Linked DNA regions of Homo sapiens: region 1 is linked to region 2. Evidence: chromatin loops called from intact Hi-C (ENCODE). Cell type or tissue: endothelial cell of umbilical vein. All regions are shown on one strand. Each heading gives the region's core, and the rest is flanking DNA. Links, peaks and the distances in the headings are about the cores only. Region 1 has its middle 24 kb from the start of RAPGEF4. Region 2 overlaps ITGA6 (integrin subunit alpha 6).

Region 1 (16,255 bases), core at 5,790-8,289, 230 kb after region 2:
AGAAAATATGGGAGAGGGAGAAATTAATTTTAGCCGAGGGAAGCCAGGAAGTCATCTTAGATAGGATGGTATTTAAAGATCTTTTACTGACTTCTAACTCCTCACACTTTGTGTTTTTATGTAAGTTTTCATCACTCTTTCTTTTTCCTTTTTTTCTTTTTCTTTCTTTCTTTCTTTTTTTTTTTTTTTTTTTTTTGATAGAGTCTCGCTCTATCGCCCAGCCAGGCTGGCATGCAGTTGTGCGATCTCAGCTCACCGCAACCTCTGCCTCCCAAGTTCAAGTGATTCTCCTGCCTCATCCTCCTGAGTACCTGGGATTACAGGCACGTGCCACCACACCTGGCTAATTTTTTGTATTTTTAGTAGAGACAGGGTTTCACCATGTTAGCTAGGCTGGTCTCGAACTCCTGACCTCAAGTGATCCACCCGCCTCAGCCTCCCAAAGTGCTGGGATTACACGTGTGAGCCACCGTGCCCGGCCTACTTTTTCTCTTGTAATTGCTTTCATTTCATTTAACAAAGGAATACTGTAAAATAGGGTTTAAGAGCATGTTCTCACGGTTCCACTTCCCCTCTATTTATTCTTACTGTGCTTGACATGGCTTTAGAGAAGGGGACACTCCAACGGCTCCTGGCACGACAGCGATGGTGAGACTTCCCACAGCGAAGTGGTGTCTCCTTCCCACAGGGCTCCCAGGGACTCTGTCTTCTAGTGAAAGAAGGGCAGCTGACAGTATGAAAAGGGGCTGTTTTCAGTCGGGGTTTTGTGACAGTTGGGGTCCATGTGTCAGAATGACTGAGTTGGGGTGAAAGGGATTACTTTCTCATTTCTTCTCAGAATACAGGGCAGCTTAAGGGGTACATTGAGAATCACAGGGAATGCCAAGGTTTACAATCTCTGTAAAGGGAAGTAGTATTTTCAGGAGAGCCCACAAGAGGGCAGTATTAAGGAAGGATCAATTTCGACAGGTTCTACAGAGTGTGAGAGCCAGGGTATACTCTTGAGCCCACATCCAAAGCACCACAGTCTTTAAAAATGCCATGCTCAGCATCACAAAAACCCAGATGCTTATGTGCTTTATTTTAGCACGTACCCACCTGATAAGGTATGGGGAAACAACCAAAAGCCATATATGTGTATAAAATTACAACCCTGTGTAGACAGACGCTCTCCCTCATCTGTCTCCCACTTTGGGAGGCTAAGTGAAGAAATGGTCACATAGAACTGTAGCCAGGATTGAACAAGGAAGTTCTAGAAACTTTTCCCCGTACTCTTGAGGTAAAAAGTTATGGAGTCCCAATATCAACCGAATACAAAGAATTGGAAATCACATCAGTTCTACAAGCTCAAAGAAGAACACAAATGCCAGGATCTGCTTCTAACAAACAGAGAAAACAAAGGCCAGCAAAAAAGGTGGAAAACTTTATAGGACTCAGTAATCAGAAAAGAAAGATTAAAATGTGAATATTTAAATAGGCAGTGAGGAAACTGACCATCTCATATACTGTTGTGAGTTAATGGTTGATACACTTTGAGCGGGCAGATTTATCCATATCTATTAAATTTTGTATAAAATGTACAAAAAAATGTACAAAATTTAATGCAAGTCTAACTGTAGGGATGTATCCTTCAAAAATACCCACAAAAGTATCCAAAGTCCAAGGATTTGCCTTGAAAATTTTGCTAAAACATTTAAGGTCCAACAGTCCCTTTCTTCCTATAGATTGATCTTCTTACAGAATGATTCCTATAGGAATTTCTGAGTGTCCAGCCTTTTGCATCATTAATTCTTGACATTTTAAGTCTACGCAAATCTCTGGTGTTTGCCCAACCCTGGGAATCTTTGAGTGAAACTCTCTCTATTCTGCCCTATCTTATTACTGTCACCTAAGTACAGGTCCTGCCACTGTATGTTTCGCTTTACCATAATCCAGGCTTTCTGAAAGATCTATTACTCAGTTTGACTCAGGCTTGTACTCAGTTGTGATGTGGAGTAAAATTGTCATAAGCCTCTAATACTTAGAGTTAATCTTCACTCAATTTAAATGATGGTTGTATCAGACTGTCAGTTTTAATCATGCTTAATAAGAAATATTGAATGAAAAAACTATTTATACAAGTAACTTTGCAAATGTTAAGGATGGGATTAACCATTACCCTCTGTTTGAAAAGGAAGAATAAAGAATATTTACAAAACAGTTGCTCTATAGTTTAAGTTAAATATACTTATTCTGTATTTTGCCTTTGTAAACTTGAGTTTCTAAATCTGTTTACAGAAAAGGGCACAGAACTTACTTGTAGTATTGAGAATTGTGAGGTTTTCAAATAAATGTTTTACTTTGAGAGGAAGAAGGCTGTAGATTCTCATGCAGTTGTAAGAAATAATACAGAGAGACCCCACTCACCCTTTACCCAGTTTCCCCCAGTGGTAAGATCTATAGTATGTCAGTTATCACAATCAGGATATTAAGGTTGACACAGTCAAGATAAAGAACATTTCTGTCATCACAAAGATCTCTCATGTGGCTTGGTAATATCCACACCCTTGTCCCTCCTTACTACTTAACCTTTTGCAACTGTGAATCTGTCCTCCATTTCTACAATTTTGTTATTTCAAGATGTCCTTTCAATGGAATTGATACAAGGCTACAGTGTAAAACCTTTTAGGATTGCCTTTTTTTTTTTCAGTCAGAGGAATTATTGGTGATTCGTTTCTAGTGTGTTTGTAATTGCTTATTGTAACATTTTTATGATGATTACTTTAAAATCTTTGTCAGACAATTCCAACATCTCTGTCATCCTGATCTTGGTGTTGGTGTCTGTCAATTGTCTTTTTTTTTTTTTTCTTTGAGACAGGGTCTAGCTCTGTTGCCCAGGCCGGAGTGCAGTGGCACAATCTCGGCTCACTGCAGCCTTGACCTTGTCAGGCTCAGGTGATCCTCCCACTTCAGTATGCAGAGTAGCTGGGACCATGGGCATGTGCCACCATGCCTGGCTAATTGGTGTTTGTGTTTTTATAGGAACAGGGTCTCACTATGTTGCCCAGGCTGGTCTCAAACTTCTGGGCTCAAGTGATCTGCCCGCCTCAGCCTCCCAAAGTGCTGGGATTACAGATGTGAGCACCCACGCTGGGCTTCAATTGTCTTTTCTCATCCTTTTGGGGTATTCTGTTTGTGCCTCTGGCACTTATTTGAGCTTTCTGTCTTAGCAGTCTTTTGGTACCTCTTTGACAGGGCAGGTGGGGAGGAAAGCCACTCCATTACTGGCCAGTGAGGGTAACATTCCAGGCTTCCCTCTCAGCTTTCATCCACATCATCCAGGGGGAGGGTCTCCTTGTTCCTGCTGGGTGAGGTGGGAGTTCCAGCTCCCCACTCCGCCTCCACTGACACCACCAGCTAGGAGGGAGTTACTGCTTCCTTTGTGGCCTCCATTGACACCATGGGGGTGGGAGGTGGCGTTGTTTCCACTGGGCACGGGCAGAAGTTCTGACTCTCTGGTAGGCCTCCTCTGATACCCCACCAGCAGGGAAGGGTAGGGAGGCTTTGTTTTTCTGGATGTGAGTCCAAGTCTGGGTTCCCTATGTGGTCTCCACTGCTACCACAGGGTGTGGGGACTTCCTTATCACCTGTCAGGGATGAAAGTCCTGATCTGTACTTGGTCTCCTCAGATTCCACCCTGGGAGCGGGAGGAAGGTTGGGGCACTTTGTCATTACAGCCTGGTGTGGTTGGAAGTCTAGGCTCCCCAGCAGACTTGGGCTGGCATGGGCGGGAGTGGGACCACAGTTTGTCTAGGATGTTTGACTAGGCTAGAGTGGAAATCGTCTGAAAGTTTTCTGATTTGCCAGGGTACCCCTTTCCTAGTCCTCTGGCTAGAGAGCAGAGGTTTGTTGGGCATTTATTGTCTGCACGGGACTCCTTGGTGCTTCCAGGCTGCCAGCTTCGACAGCTCCAGGTCTGGGATATACAAGACTAAAGCAAAACCCGGGAACTCACAGCTGTGTCATTCCCTGGGTCCTGAGGTCCCTGACCAGTCTGTCTTCTTCACTCCACCTTTCAGAATCTTATGTTCGTTTTATATATAATGTTCAAGGTTTTGGGTTATACATAGAGGGAGGAATAGGGAAAAGTATGTCTACTCCATCTTCCCAGAAACAAAAGTCTTGAGAATTGTGTGTTAATAGTTATTTTCTGAAAACCATTGACTTATAACTAGGGACCACACATTTGTTGTAGGGATCTTCATTTGTTAGAAAATAGAAATGTTTGCTTAAAGTTCTAAAGTTTCCACAGAAAAATGGAATTTACAAATCCACATTATACTAACTATGACAATTCTCCAACCAGTATATAAGAACTGTGGAGGAGGGAAGCAGAGTGCTTAGGGAGTGGGGAATACATGGAGGATAAAACCATTTAGAAAAATGACCAGCCAGGCGTGGTGGCTCACACCTGTATCTCAGCAGTTTTAGAGGTCGAGGTGAGTAGATTGCTTGAGTCCAGGAGTTCAAGACCAGCCTGGGAAACATGGTGAAACCCTGTCTCTACAAAAAATTAGCTGGGCATAGTGCACCTGTAGTCCCAGCTATTCGGGAGGATGAGGTGGGAGGATCACCTGAGCCTGGGTGGTAGAGGCTGCAATGAGCAATAATTGTGCCACTGCAGTCCAGCCTGGGCGACAGAGTGAAAAAAAAAAAAGAAAAATTGCCAACAGGATTTAGTGATAGATAATTAAATTAAAACTATGGTTGCTAGTAACTCTAAGGAAAACAAAAACTTGGTTTTTGTTGATATTTAAATTGTCATAATACTATAATTGCTTTAACTGTAGGGGGAGGATAGTAGCAAGAGGAGTGTGCAAGCACATGTGTGGCTTGGTTTAAGAGAGTTAAATCATCAACTATTTTAATAGTTTCTCACGAAATAATGACAAAAAAGATAAATTAAGAAATAGCAGTATACATATATCATTGGGAAATATGGAAATAAATCCTGGGAAAAACAGCCAAAATAATTGATACAGGTTGAGTATTCCTTATCTGAAAGGCTTGGGATCAGAAGTGTTTTGGACTTCAGATTTTTTTGATTTCGAAGTATTTGTACATATATATAATATGAAAAACCCTAGGGATGGGACCCAAGTCTAAACACAAAATTTATTTATGTTTCATATTCACCTTATACATATAGGCTGAAGGTAATTTCATTTTTCCCTTGGGAATGCTGAATAAACTAGTGTTGTCCACCTGTGTTTTGACTGGGACCCATCGCATGAGGTCAGGTATGGAACTTTCCGTCTGTGGCATCATGTTGGTGTTCAGCAAGTTTCAGATTTTGGAACATTTTGCACTTTGGATTTTCAGATTAGGTATGCTCAACCTGTAATTGATAGCTGCAGTCAGAGATGGGACAAAAAGACAGCTGATAAAGAGATTTGTTGTTTCTCTCTCTCTCTCTTTTTTTTGTAGCCATTTAGCACTATGTTTTTAAACCTTTGCAGGTATAATGATGTCATAAAATAAAAATTAATTGGAAAATAGTTAAGGGTATTTAAAAAACAGTAGATGGATAAAACAATACATCTACTACCACCACCACCCTAAGCCATCTTTTCTCCTGGAGTCCTAGCCTCTCGTCTTGTGGGACCATCTCTCCTCACAACTTGCTTTCAGCTATTTCAGCTCCTCTCAGTTCCTCAGCCCCTCACTATTTCAAAAACTCAAACATCTTATTTTTCTTATTCAGAGAAATATATATTCTTGTATTTCATCAAAGTCATCCCTGAGTGCTAAGTGAGTCCACCTACCAAATGACCCATCAATATGTTTTGTTGAAAAAAGAAATGAAGTTAGTTCTGTTAGGGAAAAGGAAAGGCAACGCTCATCCCAAATAAGTTTGCTGTCAGTCTTGAAGCTAATTCTTGCTTAATTTCAGCAAACTTTTCATACATTCTTTGTGAGGGTGGATGTGGAAAATACAGGTAGTCCTTGCTCGAATGGTTACATTGTGTATCAATTTCAGTTACCACCATTCAGTTAAATAACAGCAGTCACCCAACGGCACAATTCAAATTTCAGTTACCATGGCATACTAACTGTGAGAAATTGCATAAAGTGCCAACTTTGCTGCTAGCTCTTAGTTCACAAGTCACTATGTAAATAACGGATATGCATCAATGATCAGCAACTGATCACATCACTTCTTCCAGTCTGTTCCTGATGGGTCACGGTGCATCTGTTATTCAATTCAGTGATGGACAGCAATGGTAGTATGGTCTTCTTATCGCTCAGTGATAAACCCACATGACATTTTACAAAAATGAATAACTGAAAAAGACAGTTTGCCAACAAAGACGAAATTGCAGTAAAGAAAAAAAAAGTGATAATACTGCAAATGAAATTTGAAGTGAACATAATGAAGTTATAGAGGAAATCGCTGACCCTGGGAATGTTGACCCTGCTACCACTGGAGAGATTCTGGGTATGCAGCCAGGGGAACTTAGTGCAGGTGAACTCATGACGTAAGTGACGAAAGTGGCTGTGAGGAAATGGATGAAGGTGTGCCAGAGGAAGCGATGCTGGAAAAAACTTTCACGGTAAAGGCACTCTTAGAGATACTTCACCACATCCAAAATGCAAAGGGTAACATGTTGGAAGCTGATCCAAATTCACAAAGGAGTATGACAATCAGCTGAGACATGTGAAAGATGCTTGTTTCCTACCATGAGTTCTGCAACAAGAAGACTGAAAGCATAATTCAAAGTACTCTTAATATATTTTTCACAAAGAAATAAAACACTTTCATTCCAATGTTTCTTATATTTTAAATTACAATGTGCTAAATAACATGCTAGTTTTAGTATTTTTTCATTTCCTTATACATGTATAAGTTTTAATGTTTTGACATTTCCTTATACATATACAAAGTTTTAATGTTTTGACAACAATTATTAAAGGTCAGGAAAGTTATGAAGATTGCTTTGCATGGTTTAGGCATGCACAGTCCTTTTTATGGTCCTGCACTACTGGGCAAAGCAAGGACTGGCTGTAAAGGAAATTAAGAAATTCATGTTTTCCTTCTTTTCTCTATACCAGCCTGCCCTCTGCTGGAGGTGCCAGAGATCAGTGAAATTGTCAGACTGTCAAGCTACAGACAGGTAGTTCTCAACCTTTTATTCTTTTCAGCTCTACCCCTTTGCTGCCACCCTAGAGGAAGCAAAACATTCCCATGCAAAAGCAAGGATGCTCTAATTCTCAGTCGAGTGAGTCATTATATCCACATTGTGGAGAAGGCTCTCATGCCACTAAACAATTACATCACGTAACTAAATTCTCTCAATGTGATTCTGTGCTCTGAGTGTAACCTGATACAAGCCTATTATTGGAAAGCACATTGGAAGTTATTTAGTCCAACTGGTGGCTATGCCAACTTTCACTGCAAAACTAAAATTTTTCCTAGGTTGTAAATGAGAGCTTAGAGAGCATCCTCTTTAAGCCTAGATTGGAATTTTGACTATGCCAAATTTCCCCTGACATTTTCTTCTCTTATTCCATTCCAGCAATTGTCCTCACTGGCTGGACAATTTACTTCTAGAAATGTTTAGCATTAATAGTGACATAAAGATGTCTCTTGTGACCAACAGAAAGAGCCATAGTGTGTCAGTGTGTTTCCAGAACTTTCAGATCTGCTTCCAAACTATTTTAGTTCAGAGATAGTGCATTAATCTCCTCTTCCACTCTGTCCCTACCTTCCACCCTCACAGTTTACATTTCCAAATAAAGTAACAATTCTTTGCCCAGCAGTTTAGTACAAGCAGTTTAGGTCCGCAGGAAATGCTTAATAAATAATGGTTAAATGTGTGAATAAACTAATATATTTCCATTCCTTAATGGAAGCAACCAAAGTTATCACATGGTAATGAGAATAGGAATTTGGATGCAGGCAAATTGTGCATCTATAAATTTATAGAAGGCTGTCAAGACAGCTCTCTATGGCTGGGTACAGTGGCTTACACCTGTAATCCCAGAACTTTGGGAGGCAGAGGCTGGTGAATCCCTTGAGTCCAGGAACTCGAGACCAGTCTGGGCAACATAGTGAAATGCTGTCTCTACATAAAAATTAAAAAATTAGCCAGGCATGGTGGTGCAGGCCTTTCGTCCCAGCTACTCGGGAGGATAAGGTGAGAGGATCACTTGAGCCCGAAAGGTTGAGGCTGCAGTGAGCTGTAATTGTACCATTGCACTCCAGCCAGGGCAACAGAGTGAGAACCTAGCTCAAAAAAAAAAAAAAAAAAAAAAAAAAAAGAGTTCCCTTTGCTCAAAAGGAGAGGAAGAGATTATAGAACATTTAGGAATATGTTCTTATCTGTCTTATATTTTTGTTGTTGTTAAAAGATGTTACATATATATTAGTTACATATATTTACATATATAATGTACATATATTTACGTTTATTTGCATATAGAGTCATATTAAGACTGTTAAGGTTATAGGTTTAAAAGACTAGGTTAGAAACTATTGTCTTAAACCTCTAAGATTCTGAATTGTCTGTTTTGTTAGAACCCATGGGTTTTCAGTTTCCCCTGTAATAAATTGTAACAAATATAAAAAGAACAAGATAAGTGAGTACTTTTATTTCTAACCTGCAATAGTTCACAAGTAATTTAACATATAATGTGGCTTTTACTATTATTGTTGTCATGGGATCCTTAGGTTGTCACTTCACCAGCCAGGAACCTCTGTGGCTGTCGGCACCTTTGCCCGAGTTTTGCTTGGGCCGCTGGGCTCTTTCTGCTCTCTTGGCCTCGCAGGCTTCACTTGGCTTTCGCTACTGGCTCCGATCCCATGGCTGCCAAGGGCAAGCTAGGCACAGGGCGGTGAGGGGTGTGTGAGCGAGCACGGGGTCCAGCCACTGCACACAGCCAGGCATGCTAGCTGCGGTGGGGTGGGCAGTTCCAGGTGCCGGCATGAGTGCTGGCTTCCTGCTAGGCTGTGGTTGGACCAGGTGTACTGCAAGCGGCTTCCACTGTGGACACCCGGGAATGCAGTGGCACCTGAAGCTTGGAGATACCAGGAACCACAGAGCCCCAAAGAGGGTGTCACAGCCGTGGCTTGGGGAACTCCTAGATCTGGGCTTCCCAAAGAGCTGCAGCTCTTCTCTCCTTGTTGCCCACAATGTGGCAAGCAGGGGTGGAGGGTGTGTTTTGGGCCTGTTTGTGTTACAGCTCTTTCAGTCCCAGCATTCAGCAGGTCCCAAGTTCTTGTCCCACATCCAGGAAGAATGAGGTATGCAGATAACTGCAGGGTGAGCAAGGTGAAGAGGTGCTTTATTGAGCAGCAGTTCAGCTCTCAGGAGACCCAAAGTGAGTAGCTCCTTTCTGCAGGCAGGCTGTCCGAATGTCTCTGTAGCCATCAGCAGAGAGGAGACCTGGTGTGGGTAGCTCCTATCTGCAGGCAGGTCTTTCTGATGTCTCTGCAGTCCTCAGTGGAGAGGAGACCTGGAGTACCTGGAGTGGGTAGCTCCTATCCACAGGCAGGTTGTACAGAGTGTACAGCTCTCACTGGAGAGGAGACTCATGGTGGGTAGCTCCGCTCTGCAGGGAGGTCGTCCTGCCATCTGTCCAAGTCCGGGATTTTATGGGCTTCAGAGAGGAGGACCTATGTGCTGATTGGTCCATGAGCAGCCATGTGTGGGCTTGGAAAAAGTACTGTAAGTTTTCACTCCAGTCCGTGGAACTGGCAGCCTGGTCCCCAGGCTTCAGGTGGGGTTTTATGGGGGACTAGCTCCTTTCTGCCCAGGAGCCTGTCTGCCCCCTGCCACTGTTCATGGTGCCCAGGCTGTTCGAGCTGAGGGATGCCTCCAGGCCCGTGCCGAGCTGCCCACAGTGCCCCCTTGGCCACTCTCTCATGCTTGTTGGTGCCCAAAGTCTGGAGGGGGCCGAGGAGGCAGGGGGCTGGCGTGTCAGCACTGTCCTGAGCATGTGCACACCCAGCCCGGTTGTGACAGCACCTGGGCTTGGTCACAACTTTGCTTTGAAATTGGAGCGGGTGCTGGGAGCAGGGAGAGGCCAGGCAACGCGGGCAGGCACTTCTGTGCCTGTGCGGACAGGGGGACTTCCTGGGCCTCCAGAAGCACAGGGATGCCCAGGTCCTGCAGCTGGGTGGCTGCAGCTGTGTCCGGGAGGGCAAGGTTCCCGCCCCTTCAACTGGGAAGGGGGTGTGGATCCCGTCTGTTCCCGGCTCCCCCGGCTCCATGGAGCGCACAGCCCTGGCTGCAGCTAGTGTCTTTTCAGCAGCCTTTCCAGATAGGCCACTGCTGCCATCACTATTACACAAGTTTTTTCCTCACAAGAGCTGCACAGACACCTCTGGCCACAAGGAAAGTTATCATACCCATTTTATATTTGGAGAAAAGACGACAGATGAAGAAATGGAAATAAATGCCTGATTTTACAGTAGATCTGGGAACAAAACACTGGTACCACTAATTTATTTCACTTCATTAGAGTAGTACTTTTTGTTGCTAGCGTACTCCTTAAAATAGTTTTGAAAAACAATGTGCCTTCTCACACATTTTTATGTTAACATCTGAAATTTTTCTCATAAGTTTAAATAGTAACAAAAGATATAAATATTGACACTTTTTAACAAAAACCTATGACATCACTCTTTTCAACATATACAATATAATCTAAATACCAGAACAGTTTTATATGCTCTATCTTAACTTTAAAAATATATGAACAACCTCTCTTCTAAGATTAGGAAAATTTACATTGTTCCTGTTTTCCCTTGACCTTGTATTTCCATTTAACTTTACCCACAAAATTTTTTCTTTATATTTGAAAGTTTTTTTAGAATTAATTATATTACCATACTTTTCTGTATCAAAAATATGCCTATGTTGAAATTAAAATGTATGTTTTCTTTATTGATAAAGCTGAGTGGTAAAATTTTCTTCTAGATTTTGTTATCACAGTTATTAATATACAATTAAATATAACAAATAAATGTATTATTAAATTTGATAATCAATAAAGATAACAAGTAAAATGTTACTAGAACTATATCTCTTAATGAGATGAATGGAGCTTTTTTCCTTTTTAAATTAGGTTATATGTCAATAGATATGTATTACTTATTGCTAGAATGTGACTGGATACTGTGGTAATTGACAGCAAAAAGCAATTATTGGCCATTTTTATATGTATGGCTTATAGAAGTTGTATTAATGACTATTTATAGTAGAATCCATCATCCAATTTTGTTCAGCTACTATGCCTCTAAATAAGTACACTATAGGATAGAATAAACTGATAAAAACCGATAAGAGCAAACAGAAAATGCACCCAAATGAAAAATGAATATAGATTTTCTATATCTAATTATCTTTATGGAATAGTTATTTACAGAATTTCCCTATGAGTCTGAATAAATGTACAAGAAAATATACAACACTAACTCACTTCTAATATATGTTCTGGATACTTGAAAATGTAATGTTGACCAGCAGGAATAACTGGGGGAATTTGTATTCCTTTTTTCTTGAAATCACTTAGCAGAGACACAAACCAGTGTTTTGATCAAGGCAGCTTCCCTGTAGGCACTGACACCCCAGGCCAAGACCCCATAGCAGGATTCCTGATGGGTGAGAGGTTTGCCTTTACTTTAAGAAGTTGGGTCAAGGTGACTGGGAATGAGGAACTGGGAAGAGATGGAGCACTATGCCTTGCCCAAGTTCTCAGACAGCTCAGATTTAAGCCTATGGAAGTTGAGGCTCTGCAAAGTGAGTCCCTTAAAACCATCCAAGATTACATACCCTTTTGAAAGCTCCCACACAAATTCCAGTTTGAAGACCATAGTGGAGACTTCTGAGGCCCACCACTATGTATTTCAAGTTTACTTAAATTTTTTAGAAAGCCCAGCGACACAAAGCCTGCCTAGGAGGTTCATCAGGCTGTTCTGTGAGAGACTGTTCACAGAAGCTTGAGTTGTTATGTGACAACTGCCCGCCTCATGGGAATGCAACCTCACAGAATGGACAGTGAACAGCCGGTGGGACACAGGCAAAGAACACATGATGGGAGATGAGTGCTCTTCCACCTTTGAGTGAAAGTTTATGTCCATAAGGAAAAAAATGAAAATTGTTACATGTGAACTGCCTCCCAAGAAAGTAGTATAATAAGAATCAAAATGTAATGGAAACATTCAAACAAGGTCATACTCATCTTAATGTTAAATTTTGTTTTAAGATACTTTGAAGGGCTAGAGTTCAAATAAGCATTCTTTTTAGTGATCTAGAAATGAAATAAATAAAACTATCATGCTGTTTTCCTAAGGTATTTAGTAAACATACAGGTCACAATCTGGAGTATCATAATTGTGATTAATAATTCTTAGGGAACCAGAGAACATTTCATTAGATTATAATGATTTTTATCCTCCTTTGAAAAATTGCCACAGATTTATAAAGGATTTATATGTTTTTCAGAAACTTCAATCCATTAGCAAAAATGAACAAAGTTGATGTCCTGCCTTTGAGATTTTGAAAATGTTATCAAGATGGATGTGTAGAAGGCATACTCATTAATAATGTGAAGGCAAAACTATGTCAGAAATAGGGTTTTGATTTTTTTAAGTGTTTACTTGGACTACACATTCACCTTCATATTTCTCAACCTACACCATTTCTATATACTTGGCTAAAATACTTGTTACTGAAATATCTGATTAAGTTGGCCTAATTTTCTTTTTTTTCTTTTTTTGAGACAGTCTTGCTCTGTTGCCCAGGCTGGAGTGCAGTGGCGTAATCTTGACTCACTACCTCCTGGGTTCAAGCGATTCTCCTGCCTCACCTCCCGAATAGCTGGGATTACAGGCACGTGCCACCACACCTGGCTCATTTTTGTATTTGTAGTAGAGATGGAGTTTCACCATGTTGGTCAGGTTGGTCTCAAACTCCTGACCTCAGGGGATCCGCCTGCCTCAGCCTCCCAAAGTGCTGAGATTACAGGGGTGAGCCACTGTGCCAGGCCTAAGTTGGCCTAATTTTCTGGCTTAATAAATAATTTATTTTCTTATTGCTAAAATTAATATATATGTATTTGTTCAAATATTCTGTTTTTCAGATTTACTTCTACCTGTGATATTGCTAAATGGAATTTTATTCACATTCAGCAGTTGAATAAATCTAAAATACAGAGGTAAAAATAGACATTGAAAAACTGTGATTCTGAGCCTCAGATCACTAAAATGATATTTTCATGTTGCTAAGAAACAGTTTCTATTTAATTGGAACAAAACTTCATCAATGTTTTCTGTTTCTCTCAGTTCTGTGAAGTAATCCCTTACAGTCCAATAAAATTAAAACCTGAGTGTGGATTGGAGTACTCGTATTTATTTAGAGATGTAGAGATTCCTACCTGGGGTAAACAGCCTCCAAGATGGCACCCAGTGATCTGCACTTCCTGTTATTCACAGCCTGTGGAGTCCCTCCTACATTGTACCAGGGTTGGCCAATGGAATATGGCAGAAATGATGGTATCTCACATCCAAGACTACATTATCAAAGAACTGCTTACGGCTTTTCTCTCATTGCTCACTCTAGGGGAAACCATGTTGTGAGAGACCCATGTATGGCTGAACTAAACCTGTGTGCATGTGAGTGAAGCAGAGCCTCAAGCTCCAGATGGATCTTGAGATGGCTGCAGCCTGGCTTGACTGAAACCTCATGGATGACCTCGAGCCAGAACAACCGGGCTAAACTGCTTCCAGATTCCTGACCCTCAGAAACAGTGAAATAATAAACGCTTGTTGTTTTAAACTGCTAAATGTTGGGGTAATTGGTTGTGTAATAACAGATAAACTAATAAACTACCTTTAGTTACTACGCTTCCTATTAAACCTGTTACTTAAACTATATCCTTGGCTAAAATACTTGTTACTAAAATACCTGATTAAGTTGGACTAATTTTCTTTTTTTGAGACAGAGTCTTGCTCTGTTGCCCAGGCTGGAGTGCAGTGGCGTAATGTCGGCTCACTGCCTCCTGGGTTCAAGCGATTCTCCTGCCTCACCTCCCGAATAAATTGTTCTTTATTCCAAGCCTATTAGTATTTTGAAGTAGAACATTGCTTTGCCATTAAGGAAATATGCCCTAAATTGGTAGTTCTTGATGGTGGTGTTTCCACTCTCCTCCTACCCAAGGACAACCTAGAGCTATGTGAGGGGCTTTTTTTGGTTGTCAAAATGATTAATGGAGCTCACTGGCCTCTAGTAGGTGGGAGCTAAGGGTGTTAGACATCCGGTAATGTGTAAGACACTTCATTTTAAGATAGCAAAGGAAACATTACAAAACATTTGTTTTATAAAAAGGGTGTTATTCCAATAGAGCTGAGAGCTACCAGATTGAAGAGAGGAATGTCCTGCTTTTCCTGGGGAAGGGTAAATGAAATCTGCTGATCTTTTTTTGAGATGATTCATAATGGAAAAGTAGAAGAAACCAGGAATTTGTCACATGGAATGTAATTTGCTGAAAAATTTGAATATAAGAATGTAAAATTTGTAATCATAAAAATTCCATTTGAAATGGTATTTTCTAAAAAGAGAAATCAGCCTTTAGTTTTAGGTAACAGGTTAGTTTGAGACAGGTAAAATTCCACACTCATGGAAGGAAATAATGAAGCTAGTGAAATGAAGAGATGTTCTCACTGCCCTTTAGCATCCTAAACTGGGGAAATCCAAAATTATGAAAGGAAGGCAAAGTAAAAAACTTCCATAAAAAATGAAACCATATTTTGTTACAATTTTCATTTTCATGTAGATATAAAAATATGCATGTTATTGAAATGATCAGAGATTGATTAGATGTGGCTCACAAAAATTGAGATCTGTAAGATATATTTTAGAAAAAGTTAGTTCTTTTAATATAGCATTCAGAGTAATTTGTCTTTGATGTTAAATACACTTTAAATCAAATGTGATGTAGTATATTGTAGGCTTATAGAATTTGTTTTAGCAAACAGAATATGTTGAGTGAGTTTGTATTTTCTGGAGTGATTCCGTTTGGGGTGATAAGGCAAGGTCTCATGGGGAAGGCCCTAGGAAAGGGTAGGGGATGTTCTGGGCCAAAATACAATAGACCATAAGCATCATCTTCTTGTAAGGCAATATAATAGAGGATTGAAAAAGTCAGGAAGCCAGAGTCCCTGTCTTTATTTATCTTTTTATGTGTTTACTTATTATTTTTGTGAAGTATATGTTTATATATTTTAAAAATCACCTTTCTAAATGTACAGTTCTATGAGTTTGGACAAAAGCATAAAGTTGTACAACTACCACTACATTCAAGATATTGAACAGTTCCATCACCCCCAAAATTGGTTTTTTTTAGTCAAAACCTCTACCCCAGTTCTTAGCAAGCTCTGATCTATTTACTGTCTTTATAATCTGGCCTTTTCTAGAAGGTACTAAAAATTAGATCATTATATAGCTCCTCTAGTCTTTTTCCTCTTATTTAGCATAATACATTAGAGATTTATCCACGTTGCTGCATGTGACAGCAGTTCATGCTTTTACTGCTGAGTAGTACTCCATTGCATAGATGTACTACACTTTATCCATTCACCAGCTGAAAGACAATTGGGTTGTTTCCAGCATTTGGAGGTTATGAATAGTCACTATAAATAGTCGTGTACAGGTTTTTGGTTGAAAATAGGTTTTTATTTCTCTTTGGTAAATGGTTAAGAGAGGATAGCTAGATCATACTGTATGTTTAGCTTTATTAAAAAAAACTTACCAACTATATTCTGAAGTGGCTGTATTATTTCATATTTTCATTAGCAATGTATGATGGTTCCAGTGCTCCACATCCTGGTCATCATGTGGTTCAGCTGGTCTTTTTAAGTTTAAACATTCTGTTAGGTATGTAGTGATGTCTCAGTGGGTTTTTATTTGGTGTCATACATAAGAAATCTTTGTTTATCTTTGTTCCCATCTTGCTTTATTTCCAGTTTCCAATATATGTTTATTTCCAGTTTCCAATATATGTTTATTTCCAATATATGTTTCCAATATATGTTTATTTCCAGTTTCCAATATATGTTTATTTCCAGTTTCCAATATATGTTTTCTTACAGTTTTCATCTCTCTGCTGAAATTCCATATTGGTTCATGCACATTGTCTGCCTTCTCCATTTAGAGCCTTTAACATATTACTAATGGTTATTTCAAATGGCTTGTGTGATAGTTCCAGCATCTGA
Region 2 (14,687 bases), core at 9,385-11,884:
TGTATATTTTAATTCATGGAAAATATGGTTTACCTGCTTTATAAACCTGACCTAAAATGTCGCCATTTAAAGCCATATAGTGATTTGGGCTTACTATATGAAAACTTATGTTTTAAATTACTAATTGTAAGAATTTTTAAAAGATGAAATCTTGGTTAAAGTGATCTAAAGAAAAGATCAATATGTCTCACTTTTACACTGCAAAAAAAAGACAAATTGAGGCAGGATTACAGAGAATGTAAAATATATATATCAAGTTCATGTCATTTAAAAATTGGTTCTCTGTAGATTTTGTTAACTAAGCAAACCTTCCATTTTTCATCTAGTTTCATGGCATTATAAAGATAGTTCATGAAAATGCATGGGACAGTTTTTAATGACTCAAACAAATTTCTTTCCCATAAAAATTTACACAAATGTATTTTACAACCATAAAAGTCATCTCTGTCCTTCCTTTTTTTCCTCCAAATTTTTTTTCCTGTAACTAGTGATAGCATGGGGGATGTTTATTAGGAACCATTTATTTTCTTTTGTTTCATCTTCATTTTTTTGTTGTTTTTACCATTTCATTCCTTTAGGGATTGTTCGTGTAGAGCAAAAGAATAACACTTTTTTTGACATGAACATCTTTGAAGATGGGCCTTATGAAGTTGGTGGAGAGACTGAGCATGATGAAAGTCTCGTTCCTGTTCCTGCTAACAGTTACTTAGGTAGGAGCAGGCACAGATGGCTGCCTTTGCCCACCTTCTCAGATACCTTGTGTGAAACTCCCTCGCAGGGCCTATGGCCCCTGGACTTCTAGGCTGAGAAGAGGCCAGGTGGGGCCGGGCCACTTTTGCTGGAATTTGATAAGCTTGGTGATCTAGAGGCGTTAAACCGACTGATGCCTGGGATCCTTTCCTTCTGACTGGGGCTCCCTCAAAGGGGGAAGAAACCTCTTATCACCTAAAATCATCCGTCCTCCCTCCTGCTCAGAAGTCTGTCTCTTGAGCTAATGGCAGCCTCCGTAACCTGAAACAGGCCGCTCATGCAGCCATGAAAACATGCATGGGTGTTCACAGTAAGCTGAGATCTTTGTTCAGTGCCTCCTTCCAGAGATACTCTTAAGAACTGCATTTAATAAAGTTACTCTTAAGTGGCAAGTCAAGACCTCCAGGTCCTCCCTCTGTGATTGTGGTTCTCCAAGGATTAGCCCTGCTTCTGGATTGGGACCCCATGTCACAGGGCCCCACAGATGGATAAAAGCTTCCCAGCGGAGGTTGAGCAGGACTGCTAAAACGGCTTTCAGGACACCCAGACTGTGTCTAAGGGCCAATTCTTAACTCCTAAGGCTTGTTTGCATGACTAATGGGTGTCCTAAGTTATTCATGTACATTATGGTAATTACACAAAGGCTTTTAAAAGCTTTAATTCTTGGTATGAGTTGACAAAAAGAATAATTACTGTGCATTTCTTGGAAAAAATGTAAAAAAAAGTCTAAACCCAAATAGTAACCTGTTTAAAAAAAAAAAAAGAAAGTGAAGAAAAGTACCCAGATGTTAGGATATTACTGGAAGAATGGAAAGTAAAAAACGAAAAAACAGGTATAGATACATGAATAATTTCAAGCAATGTGCTAGTAAACACGCACTAATAAGTTGTTCAGGCCGGGCCTGGTGGCTCACGCCTATAATCCCAACACTTCGGGAGGCTGAGGCAGGCGGATTACTTGAGGCCAGGAGTTCAAGACCAGCCTGGCCAATGCAGCAAAACCCCTTCTCTACTAAAAATACAAAAATATTAGCCAGGCGTGGTGGTACACATCTGTAGTCCCAGCTACTCAGGAGCCTGAGGTAGGAGAATCATTTGAGCCTGGGAGGTTGAGGTTGCAGTAAGCTGTGATTGCAGCACTGCCCTCCAGTCTGGGCAACAGAGCAGGACCTTACCTCAGAATGTTTCATTTAGGGATTACTTATGATTAAAATACTTGATTGTAATTGCACTGGCCAAGAAACCAATACTTTGGTCTTTAAGATGGATGGCTGTGGATTTTATAAATTTACTTGCTGTCAGAACATTTGAAAATATGAAGCATTTTTTCTCAAACACATTTGCCACTTTTAGAATGGATTTCCTCAAAAGTGAATGCCTGAGAAAGAAATCAAATTCATATTGTTACATTCGGTTTGTCTGTACTGTGTGGAATCTGTCACTTCAAAAGATCAGAGGGTTTGGGGGAACAAAACGATCTGCTTGAGGTTTTGGAAGCTGGCAATGAGAGCAGCTTGCCGGATGCAGTGGTGGCCTCCTCATCCAGCGAGAACAGCAGTGGCTGTCCTGCCTCTTACCAAGCATAATTACTTTTTCTTCAATTTCTTCCGTCCCGTGCATGCGTACAGGCCTGCTGTTTTTGACCAGCGTTTCCTATACAGATCCTGATCAGTTTGTTTATAAAACACGGCCTCCCCGGGAGCAGCCTGACACATTCCCTGATGTGATGATGAATAGCTACCTAGGTTTGTGACCTCTGCGACGACAAATAAATTGTCTTGGTTGTGGTCATTAAATTTTTTTTTTTGATCCATACAGAGCATAAATCTTTTTATGCCCTATTTTGTTTCCATTGAAGCACACACAAAAAGCATGCCATGGCTGGGGCTCTGTGGCCAGATGGTTGTAAGAGCTGGACTCCATATTGCCCTCTAATCTGGTGGCTCATGTTTTTCAATTCACTTCACAATTTGAGAACTGCAACGGTAGTGGTGAAGCTTTTCATAAGTAAAACCCAATAAAGGGGGTGAGCTTATATTATTCTGCATCTGCCTCACCTTTCTATAGAAACATTTACTTAATTTGAATGGTTTTGATATGGGCACTTCTATTTGCTTTTCACCAGATCTGTTATTTGTAATCTGACATCCTACCTGATGCTTTATAATGGGTGTGTCCTAATGTTTTCTGCCCTCTGAACAAGTATATAACTGATACCAATGACAACTTCCTCACCTCTGTTGTTTATACTAGGTTCTCAAATACCATGTATCATCAGTCATTGTTTTGTCTGCATGTTTGTGTCTGAGAACTAAGTTGGTCCAAAACAATGAAATGCTATCTATGGTGTATTAATGATGTTAGCATTTGTTTTTGTCTGATTACCAAAGAGTTGATGCCTCTTACCAAGCTTAATTACTTTTTCTTCAATTTTATTTTATTCCTGTAAAAATACTGGTCATTAAATTACAGCAGAACCCTGTAACATGCACTCAATTATGCTTCCAGTCAGGTTATATATTCTCTGTGTATATGATGTAACATAACCAAATTATTCCTGGACAATTCAGTATCTAGCTTGATCTCCTTTTACCATAGTTCCAATATTAAAATAGGGTGGAAATTGATTCTTAAGATGTATGAATACTTCAAAATTCAAGTTATACATAGGTGCTTTTAGTTAAAAGTCTTAATATCCATAGAAAGCAGTAAATTAGCTAGCCCCAGGACTTTGTCCTTGTGTCACATCTGAACTCTGTCACTCATATTACGAATGTGATAGCTGGTGGGAGGGTCAAGAGGAGAGAGGGGTGGGAAGCCAGAGGAAGAGGTAATGATGGAGTTACCAATGTCATAGGCCTAAAATATATGGATTGATGTGAGGGGCTCTATATATTTTGTTTTTCTAGGTTTTTCTTTGGACTCAGGGAAAGGTATTGTTTCTAAAGATGAGATCACTTTTGTATCTGGTGCTCCCAGAGCCAATCACAGTGGAGCCGTGGTTTTGCTGAAGAGAGACATGAAGTCTGCACATCTCCTCCCTGAGCACATATTCGATGGAGAAGGTCTGGCCTCTTCATTTGGCTATGATGTGGCGGTGGTGGACCTCAACAAGGATGGGTGAGAAAGCCTCAGGTTATATTATGCTGCAAATCATTTCTGCTTTGACTAGCTTCTATACGACTGGAGAAGAGCCGTCCTTTCAGGTTCATTGACGTAAAGAATATTTTTATTGCCGCATTTTTACCAGCCTATCTTTATCATTTCTATGATGGCAGCAGACAGACATTCATATCCCTCCCCAGCGTATAGGATTATATTTTTGATTTTCAGTTTTTACTTATATGTTGGGATCATGAGTCTATGAGAATTAAAATTTGAAAAAAATTGACTCAGAAAACACTTGCATGATTCTGTTCTGTGGTTTCATATGGGGCTGATGGAGCATCAGCTCCCGTTGAAAACAGGAATTGGTGATAAAGTAAAAAACAGATATGTGGCTGTTGGTGCCAGTTGGGGGGGTTAGAACAGTGAGGTCTTAATGGGAGTCCTGCTGTACTATGGTTCTAACTCGAGAAATTGGCTTTGAGTTCTTACCCTTAGTATTTTTCTTGGGGCGTTTATTATAGGCTACCTTGGTTTTTAAAAAATGTTATAATTGAGTCATAAATTCTGGAGTTGAGGGCCTTTCTATTATATGTCTTTGTATCCTTAGTACCTAGACTGGTGTTGCTGGTATGTTAGCTGTTGGTTCACGGCTCTTTCCCCTCATTATGTTTTTAGGTGGCAAGATATAGTTATTGGAGCCCCACAGTATTTTGATAGAGATGGAGAAGTTGGAGGTGCAGTGTATGTCTACATGAACCAGCAAGGCAGATGGAATAATGTGAAGCCAATTCGTCTTAATGGAACCAAAGATTCTATGTTTGGCATTGCAGTAAAAAATATTGGAGATATTAATCAAGATGGCTACCCAGGTAGATAATAGATTATGAAATGGCTATGATTTATAGATTATTTGATTGTTTAAATAATAGCGCTGCTGGGCACAGTGGCTCACGCCTGTAATCCCAGCACTTTGGGAGGCTGAGGTGGGCGGATCACCTGAGGTCGGGAGTTCGAGACCAGCCTGACCAACATGGAGAAACTAAAAATACAAATTAACTGGGTGTGGTGGCACATGCCTGTAATACCAGCTACTCCCAGCTTTGGAAAGCTGAGGCAGGAGAATTGCTTGAACCCGGGAGGCAGTGGTTGCGGTGAGCCAAGATTGCGCCATTGCACTCCAGCCTGGGCAACAGGAGCGAAACTCCATCTCAAAAAAAACAAAAAAAAACCCCGAAAAAGCCAAACAAATAAATAATAGTGCTTGTGTCATCTTACTTTAAAACATTTTACTAGAGTGTTTCTAAAGCGTTTGTTAAAATGTTAAAATGTGATGTTGTCAACAGATATTGCAGTTGGAGCTCCGTATGATGACTTGGGAAAGGTTTTTATCTATCATGGATCTGCAAATGGAATAAATACCAAACCAACACAGGTAACCAAATAACCGGGATTTCTACAGCTAGAGTCTCAACTTTTTGCCCTATAATAAAATATTTAGGTTTAAGTGACTTTTCACACAAATCTTATTTTATTTACAAGTCCACAATAGTATAAATTTTTTAAAAATGTATTACTAGAAGATACCTTCAAAATAAATATATAAATGTAATGACTTGCTTGTTCTAATTGTAAAATTTCTTAGATAAGTTAGGAATCAAGGTAATCCAAAGCAAATGAATGTTATTCTACCCTGACGGCATTAAGATAAGAGGAAATACGATATATTCTCTTTAGTAGCATACTAAATAGAGATGAAATTGGTCAAACAAAATAAATGACTGTAACTACATGGAGAATGTAGACACCAAAAATTAAAAATGTCTTTTGAGAAAAATAAGACTTGTAGGGAAGGTAGGGAGATTTGGTTTGAAATGGCCTGATTGACTTAATACAATAAACAAGCTCATCAGAAATGGGCTCTTTTCTGCTTTGAGATACTATGTAAATCGGATGACTTTTATGAAATGAAATGTATGAAGTGTTAGATCATATAGAAATTTATGACTTGTATATAATATAATTTACTTATAAGTGAACTCTCAAATTTCAGTTCAAAAGAAACTTGTGTGTCTTTTTCAAAGCATTGTTAAGAAGCTCATGGTGATAACCTAATGTCCATTCGGATGCCCTGTGTATTTCAGGTTCTCAAGGGTATATCACCTTATTTTGGATATTCAATTGCTGGAAACATGGACCTTGATCGAAATTCCTACCCTGATGTTGCTGTTGGTTCCCTCTCAGATTCAGTAACTATTTTCAGGTCTGTTATCTATGATTTTAGTGTTAAGCATGTTCTATAATCAGGTTATACTAAAATGTTGACCTTTTGGACTGAAATTTGTCATACCTATACTTCAAAGGTTTATATGAATTGTGAAGCTATTTCTTTTTCTTTTGAAGTTAGTAAACAATGTAATAACAACCTATTTTCTAAAATCTTTTAAAGTATCTGAGGAAAACATAGATCCAAGTTAGAATTTTTACTTCATATATTTTTAAAACCTTAATTTTGATGATGAAAAAAACAAAACACATATAAAATGTGACAGTACAAAGAACATACAGAAGGAAACCCCCTATAATTCACCATGCATTATTAAACTCCAAGATCTTGATTTCTATTTTATTTTCTGTGATTGGACCATGTATATTTAACAAAATTAAGACCATAATTGTGCATAATTTTGTAACCTGCTTTTGTCTCTTTAGGATACATAGTAGACTTTTCCTATGTCACTGAGTACTTTTCCAAAATGAAGTTAACAACTGTCTGTGAGGCATCTTCTGACAGGTTCAGAGCTTATTTAACCAACTGCCTTGCTCTCACTGGATGGTTACGTTGCTTCGCAATTTTTTTTTTTGCTCCCATGATATAAAAAGCTGTGGAAAACATTCTTACTTTTGTTTATATCCTTGATTATTTCCTTATTATAAATTCCTGGATGTGAAATTGATATATGTGCTTCAAGACTTTTGATTCGGTTTCGCCAAGATGACCTCCCAAAATGGTGCGACATTTCCCATCCGTGGTGTTTGAGTCTCCCTTTAACCAGCGCTTTCATCACTGCTGGAAATCACCATTAAAAATTGGAGGCTTTTTTTGGTTTGTTTTTTAATTTTCAAAAAGTAGCAGATTTATTTTTTTTAAAGTTAATAATATAGAATTATAGAAAATCCAGTACATTATTCCCATCTTCCACAAAACTTGTGTGCATTTCTCTACTTTTAGGGTATCATCAAAAGGCTACACTGTAACTTCTGCTGTCTAATCTGGTTTTTATTTAATCTTGGGCTATCTCTCCTTGTCAATACAATAGATGACTTAACTTTAGTCAGTTAAATGTTTGCCCCTGTCTATGTGTAACTGATATTTTAATATCCTTACTTTCCTGTCCTCATAAGTAGGTTGACTGTCAACCCTGTACACTTGTTCCCTCTTTACTTGCAGATAGTGTGAAAGTAGAATTCAACAACCCTTTGATAAGAAGAGGAGTAACTTCCCCTTATTTTACAAATGAGGAAACTGAGGCCCAGGACTTGGCTTGAGCTTTTAAGGCTGGAGCCTGAGAGGACAGAATGTAGCACCTAAATCTTCCTGACTTGAATCCTGTGCATTTTTTCTACTAAATTGTACTAGCACTTCAGGGTAGTTAGTAAATAAACACCAATTTTAAACATGAGGCAGCCAAACTAATAAGACTTATTTTCTATGTTAAAAGACACAGTTTTCATAATTCATGTATATTTTGCCCTCAAAATTGTGTGTTGTATGTTTAAAAAACAAAATATGTTCTAGGCAGAAATGTCTGTTAAAATTCTACAGTATGTAAAATACTATATCTGTGGCAACTGTGCCTTTTAAATATGCTCTCAAAACTTAAGAATGTATCTAGTTAGTATCTTAGAACCTAGCAGCTGTCTAAATGTAAAATAAAAATAGAATGGTAAACAATAAAGGAAAATGGAAAAACAGGGAATGTGGGCAGTATTTGACCCTTTATTGGACCCTACCTTCACTGTGAATGGACTTGTGCTCTAGCCTACCAACAGATTGATTCCAGAAGTTCGAGCTAGCTGTTTGGGATTTGGAATGCATTTTCTTGTAGAAACACTGTTCTCCAGAATGGCTGGGTTTACCACAAGCCCATCAGAGTCAGCCTAACTGAATCCACGTGGTAATGAAACCCCAGGCCCCATTCTGAGTTCTGGTGGGGAGCAATGGAGGTGGGCCTCCTCACCCACTCATACCCCTCAACCCACCGCATACCTGCATTTCTTGTGCCTGTGGCAGCAGTTGGGCCACAGACCCGTGGAGACCCCTGTGGCTGCTGGGAGCAGGGCAGCCAAAACATACGAAAAGATGTTTTCAGATGGTGAACCAGAGTAGGGCGTGGAATTGGATTCCAGCTTCTCAAGTGTTTGCGGGGTTGCAGTAGGCAGCGCAGAGATGGGAAGAAGTTTAAAAGTTTAAGTTTTTGCTTGCAGAGATATCGTGGGGGTAGAAAAGTTGTCAATCCTGGCAATAGGAAGGCAAAGACTGAAGGTTGTGGGTGGGAGACTCCGAGGGAGGCTGAAGAGAAGGGCAAGTGTTTGTACAATGGAGACTCCCAAGTTCAGGATTGCCTGTATTAATTCACATACTGTAGACACGCTGATCATGAGCATCTCAGGTATTAGGTGTTTGTTGGTGTAATTCTTCCAGAGGGTATGTTGGCAAGACTACTCGTAATTAAAAATGCACATATTCTTTGACTCCAAAATTCTGCTGCTGGGAATTTATCCCACAGATAAACTCAAGTGTGTGCACAGATGATGTTTGTGAAAGCAGAAAGCTCAACAACGTGAATGTCTACCGATTAGGTACTGGTTAAATAAAGGATGTTACACTGATACAGTGTAACGCCATCAGGTGTGAAAAACAGTGAACTAGATCTATGTGTATATACAGGACAAGACCTCTGAAATGGATGAGAAAAAGCCACATACAGAACAATGGCAATTAAGTTCCCATTTAGTTGAAATTATACATATATTTTAATATTTAATTTTAGATAATTTTAACTGACGTGTCTGGAAGAACATACAAGGCTACTTGGGTGTTCGGGTGGGAATGGAGACAAAATATTTACTTTAACCCCCACATGTTGCACATGTACTCATAAGTGTGTACGTTTTTAAACAAATATTGTATAATGAGGCTCTGCATTGTATACATTTATATCTATTAACAGTTATTTTCTTCAGCAATGGGGGAAAACGTCACGTGTATTTTTTTTCCTGTGTTTTTAAGCTGTGCTGGGCAGCTAAGGATGCTCTCTAGTATGTGAATTAGACTCACATTCAAGGTAACAGAGGCTGAGCTTGTTTTTCACTCCTTTTGTCTTCAGATCCCGGCCTGTGATTAATATTCAGAAAACCATCACAGTAACTCCTAACAGAATTGACCTCCGCCAGAAAACAGCGTGTGGGGCGCCTAGTGGGATATGGTGAGCATCCCTCTGTCTTGGTGGGATCCCCCTCAGTTTCCCACCTCCACTTCATGATGACTCTATTGTCCTGAGGAGCCACAGGGAAGATGACAGGAGTGCTGGGCAAAGGGAAGAGGGTCTGTCAAGTGTTTTTATAACATGTTGATCATCAATGGGCATTGGGGGGATTGGAGAGCTAGGGAACATGTTGGGTTTTTTCCACTGCAATAATGGATCTTTTAAGAAATATGTGTTTGATTTTATTCAGCCTCCAGGTTAAATCCTGTTTTGAATATACTGCTAACCCCGCTGGTTATAATCCTTCAATATGTAAGTACCTAGTACCTTTAAAATATGTCTACTTTCTGTCTGCCAGGTTGAAAGTTCTGCATAAATCACAGAAAAATAAAACTGCAGTGGCCAACATGGGTCTGTCAATTCTGGTGTAAAGAATTAAGTGTATGTTTTGTCTCCCTTTTAATCAGGAGGGCACAGCACCGTGAGGGAGGAAAAAAACTCCACTTGGTCGCCATTTGAGTTTTCCAGAGCAGATGGTTTAGGACAGAATGGCTTGGAAAAGTACTTATTTGCTACCACAACCATTTCCTCCATTTCTGTCTTTGAAAAGCAGTGTGGAAAATTGATTTTGTGGTTGTGAGGTGGTGGGTGGTGGCTGGTGGTTGTGAGGTGGTGGGTGGTGGCTGGTGGTTGTGAAAGGGCAACGGCAGGAGCCAGAGCACAGCACAGAGTCACTGCCAGGCTGCCTTCTCTTCCCCACGCCCCTCCCTCCCGGAACACCCGCCCTGTGTTCCCAAGAGCAGGCCCCTAGGGAATTTGCAAGCCGGCCCTGAGAGGTCAGAGACCTGGTCTCTGCTCCTGGTTTCAGCTTTGATACTGACTGACCCACAGGGCAAGTCCCTTAACATATGAGTTTGCTTTCCTGTCCGTTCAGAACAATGCCTAGTAGTCATTAGTGCATACAGTTGTGCTGGAGATCAACTGAGAAGACATGAAAAGCACTTTGTCATTTATTAGATACTGTTCTGCTTCCTTTTTTTGTAATTCAAAGTAAGATTTTTTTAAATTTTTGTGGATACATAGTAGGTGTATATATTTATGGGGCAACACAGGATTTTTGACAAGAATTTTGACACCGTTAATGATACTCTTAACAATAGTGGCCGTCGTAAGCTCTCCTCTGGCATGTTTTAATAGCAGCCACACTTCTTCAGCTGTGAGTCACCTGACCCCTGGCTCCAGAGTCAAGGCCAGGGGCATAGGAATTCCAAGAAAATCTTTTCTGCAAAGAGGAAGTGAAAAGAATGAGGAAATTCTCAACCCGGGTCCGGCCATGGTCCTGGCAGTTTGGGATTCTAGTGTACTGTATCTGCCACCAAGGGACACTTTGTGAAGAACAAGGTCATTCTGTCCTTTCATATGGTTGTCAGCCTTTACGATACTATGAGGTAATGAGTCCTCTGAAGTGTTCTCCCTGTTATCTAAAGTAGTAGTTTTCTTTATTTAAAAAGATGTCCCTTATAATATTCCAGAATATAACCTAATTCAAATAACCTAAAGTTGTTGCTTGAAACAGGAAAAAATAGCCACATAAGGACTAGGGTTTGCAATGGTGAATCCTCTCACACGTCACAGCTCTGTTCTTAGCTGTACTCTAATTCTTCTTTAACTTTATATGAAGTTTTATATAACACTAATGAATGTATCCACTAAGACAACAGAATGAAGATACTGACCTGTGATAAAGTTCAGTGAATTATGAAAAGGGACAGTTTAAATAAATGTACTGTCTTTAATTTTTTTTAAGTCCCCCTTCACCTGATTCTCAGTGTCATAAGCTCAGTTAGCCTTCATCTTTCCAGATTTCGAGCTGTCTGCAGGTGGTTTCTCCGTCTCCCCTTCTGTGGGGTCGTCTCCTGCTGTGTGGTCTCTCCATGGGACCTGCAGACCTTGCACGAAGCATTCTTAGAGTGGATGGATTATGACTTCGTGCACAGGGGGAGCTGTGGCCTTTTGCTTTGCTTTTTGATGCAGCCGGCATTTTGTCGAGTGTAGAAAGCAATTCTTTGTGTGGCTTTTAATGACAAGAAAATGTATACTGTGACTCTTCAGGATCTATCATCCTTTCAGTATCATTTGTGTTATTTTTACCCAAATGCCATACCTTACACTAGCCCACTTGGATAATGGGCCCTTTGCCAGTGTTTGGAATGAATTAGAGAGACAAGGAGAAAACAGTGATTCTTTGACTAGGCAGCCAGAGAAAAAGGGGAAACATTTTTATTCTGTTCTGATGGCCATTTTTTCAAACCACTCTCAGTTTGACTGTAGATGTGAAATATCATCAGAGCACTCCTTGACTTCCCCCAAATTAATCACCTATATAAAATACAGACTTTCTCCTAGCTGTAGCACAGCATTTGATGCCATGTGTATTACTTTTATGTTATGTAGCTACTCCATTAACCAAGTGTTTATGGATGGCCTTTTATGGGTGGAACTTTCCTTTGAAGACATTCAAAGAACATTTGCTTTCATTGCTTTTACTTCCACAGTAAATTCTAAATGAACTAAGACAGAACTTCTACAAAGCTACATAAGTTAATACATCTAAAATCTTCTCCCAGTAGCCAAGAATGTGAGCTTATTGTTTGACTGGGCTATTTTAGCTCAGCAGTCCTCAGATGTGGTGTTCCATACATATAGATATCTATAATTGAGCCGTAATGAGTGTTCTACTTGGCTTGCCCCTCAAGCAGTTAGCAAAGGTGGCCTGCAAAGATTTTAAGATGATGTGGACTGTCTGGAGGGTTAGGGAAGGTTAGAGTGAATTTGGCAGATAAACGGTTTTCCTGCACCCACACCTCCCATACTTTTGCTGTGAGGGGCACTTTTGCTGTGAGGGGCACTCAGCGTGTGAGCCTTTATCTGGTTCATTGTGAAGCTAGCAGGTCACTTATAAATGGATGATGTCAAGGCTGCAGAGGCCTAAAATGGGGGAGCATTCCATTTGGCAGCTGTGACATTTAAGAATTCTCCAGATGGACACAAAAATTACTATTGAAACTGTCAGTGTTTCTAAATTTTGTTCTGAATAGCTCACATTCAGCATAAGAATGTCACATCGTGTGTGTGCGCATGTGTGTGCAAGTGGGGAACCAGTTACTGCCACTTCTGTTCATCTGTTCCATAAATCATATGTCTATCAGGTGTTGTGCTAGTTGCTGGGGACTGTGGTGGGGAATAAGACTGATGTGATCCTTGTCCTCGGCTTTGCCCCACTGTGGGAGACAATCAGGAAATCACAGCGTAGTGGGCTTAAATGTAGAGACTGGAGAGATGGAATACTCTAGGATCGCGAAGAGAGGCCAGGACAGGCTTCCTGGAGGAGGTGAGGTCCAAGCTGAAATCTGAAGGGGAAGGGAGGGCTTAGCCAAGCAGGCCAACACTGCTGGGAGGTGGAAGGGAAAAGAAGGGAAAGACAGCTGGCTGAGGGAAGGAGTGACTCCTGCGGTGGTTAGGAGGCAAGTGAGACCTGGGCATCTAAGACCCTGTAGAAAGCAATCGCCTTTTGTGTTTGTGATAGAGACTCAGAAGCTGGTGCTGCTTCTGTCCCTCTCAGTATGACCCCAAGCCTCCCCAGAAAAGGTCTCTTCCAACTCTAAAGTGAATATTAGAATGTGAGTTATTCATTTTCTGTGTTTTCTGTAGCAGATTTTTGTCCTGGAGATTGCCTTCTCCAGCCCTCTGCACACTTTGGTTTGCTTTCCCTTTTGATGGTTAGTGACTGCTTAATGAATGTAAGTAATTTAAGTATTGGCCCATGAAAAACAAAGTTAGCAGCCACATCTAATGAACCAACAAAGAATGCGTTCTGAAGTAAAAAAATGAGATTCTGATCATCCACATCCTAGCTTCCCTCCAGGTTCCATTAGTGTAGGTTATCAAGAACAGGCTGTGCCTTCTAGCCCAGTGCAAGGTAGGCAGTTTGGTTGTGGGAGCTATATTATGCTGACCGACAGGCCCTCCATCCACTCAAAAATATATAATTTACCTTGTAATTCTTTTTTATCTTTATTATTATTTTTTTGAGAAAGTTTTGCTCTTGTTGCCCAGGCTGGAGTGCAATGGCATGAATTCAGCTCACTGTAACCTCTGCCTCCTGGGTTCAAGCGATTCTCCTGCCTCAGCCTCCCGAGTAGCTGGGATTACAGGCATGCGCCACCAAGCCCAGCTAATTTTTGTATTTTTAGTAGAGACAGGATTTCACCATGTTGGTCAGGCTGGTCTCAAACTCCTGATTTCGGGTGATCCACCCACCTTGGCCTCCCAGAGTGCTGGGATGCCAGGCAGAATTCACTGTGCCCATCCTCTTTTTTATTTGTTAAGGTAAAGGTCTCATCCTACTGTCGAAAGACTTCTCCATCTCTAAAATATATTATTCCTCTGTTTAGACAACTATCCTTTATCAGTGCTTCTTAAAACTTTAATACGTATAAGAATCATCTGGTGATGCTGTTATTAATAAAGCAGATTCTGCTTCCGTAGGTGTGACTGGGCCTGAGGTTCTGCATCCTCACAGGCCCTCAGGAGATGCTGCTGTTCTAGAGATCTTTCCCAGATAGCAAAGGCACGAGGCCACTTGAATAAGCATTGACTGGTTTAAAGGGAGAAAATCAGTTTAGGTGCTCGGGGGAGTGTTGGGTTCCTCTGCTTATCGTTAGTATTCTGTGGGTTCATGAACTTCAGCCAGAAACTGATTCTTAATAACTGCTGCTGCTGAAAGGTTTTAACTTATTCTTGAGCTCCCCCAGGTGGCACAATGAAAATTTAACTTTGAAACATTGTTAACAGCAAAAGGAAGGAAAAGACAGCTTGATTTGAACCATCACAATTGTGCAAATGCATATTACCAGGAAATATGAAGAGAAACAATGGCAATGTTTTCTACAAGGAATTAAAATCTTAAAAGGAGTTCAACATGCTTGTGGCTGGATTGTGCATGAATGCACTTACGTTAATATGATTTTAATTTTATCTAGCAATTGTGGGCACACTTGAAGCTGAAAAAGAAAGAAGAAAATCTGGGCTATCCTCAAGAGTTCAGTTTCGAAACCAAGGTTCTGAGCCCAAATATACTCAAGAACTAACTCTGAAGAGGCAGAAACAGAAAGTGTGCATGGAGGAAACCCTGTGGCTACAGGTGAGGGCTGCAGATGGTCACATCTGTTTTATGAAGAGGACAGAAAAAGGTTATATGGTGATATACAGATTTCTGAAATTTATTCTGGCAACCTCTTAATCAATACAAAATCATTGTTTTGGAATTCCCCAATAGCATGT

Evidence for each region. Hi-C counts contacts between places; a loop is a spot of excess contacts. Peaks named below come from ENCODE experiments on the same cell type or tissue, not always from the same donor. Only the 100,000 strongest peaks of a DNase experiment are listed, where the experiment ranks them.
Region 1: a loop joins it to region 2, with 10 times the contacts of the local background. A loop is called at or near these places in 11 of 110 quality-filtered maps.

Annotation. Positions count from the first base shown.
Region 1 is chr2:172,703,593-172,719,847 of GRCh38, forward strand. It overlaps a transcript of PDK1 not described here. Among named protein-coding and RNA genes, the nearest start is that of RAPGEF4, 24 kb to the right of the region's middle. RefSeq lists enhancers at 1,258-1,427, 9,487-10,044. In endothelial cell of umbilical vein, for the core only: a CTCF peak has its summit at 7,092 (motif pointing left); a DNase peak (open chromatin) is centred at 7,109; H3K27me3 peaks cover 435 bases.
Region 2 is chr2:172,470,396-172,485,082 of GRCh38, forward strand. ITGA6 (integrin subunit alpha 6) reads left to right here. Exons shown (of 26, transcript NM_000210.4): 5 at 579-710; 6 at 3,660-3,870; 7 at 4,534-4,727; 8 at 5,202-5,290; 9 at 6,000-6,118; 10 at 9,246-9,344; 11 at 9,595-9,656; 12 at 14,387-14,547. The region is part of intron 3 of PDK1-AS1 (PDK1 and ITGA6 antisense RNA 1); the gene reads right to left. Among named protein-coding and RNA genes, the nearest start is that of ITGA6-AS1, 12 kb to the left of the region's middle. In endothelial cell of umbilical vein, for the core only: no CTCF peak of the experiment used is centred there; DNase peaks (open chromatin) are centred at 10,276 and 10,586; H3K27ac peaks cover 928 bases.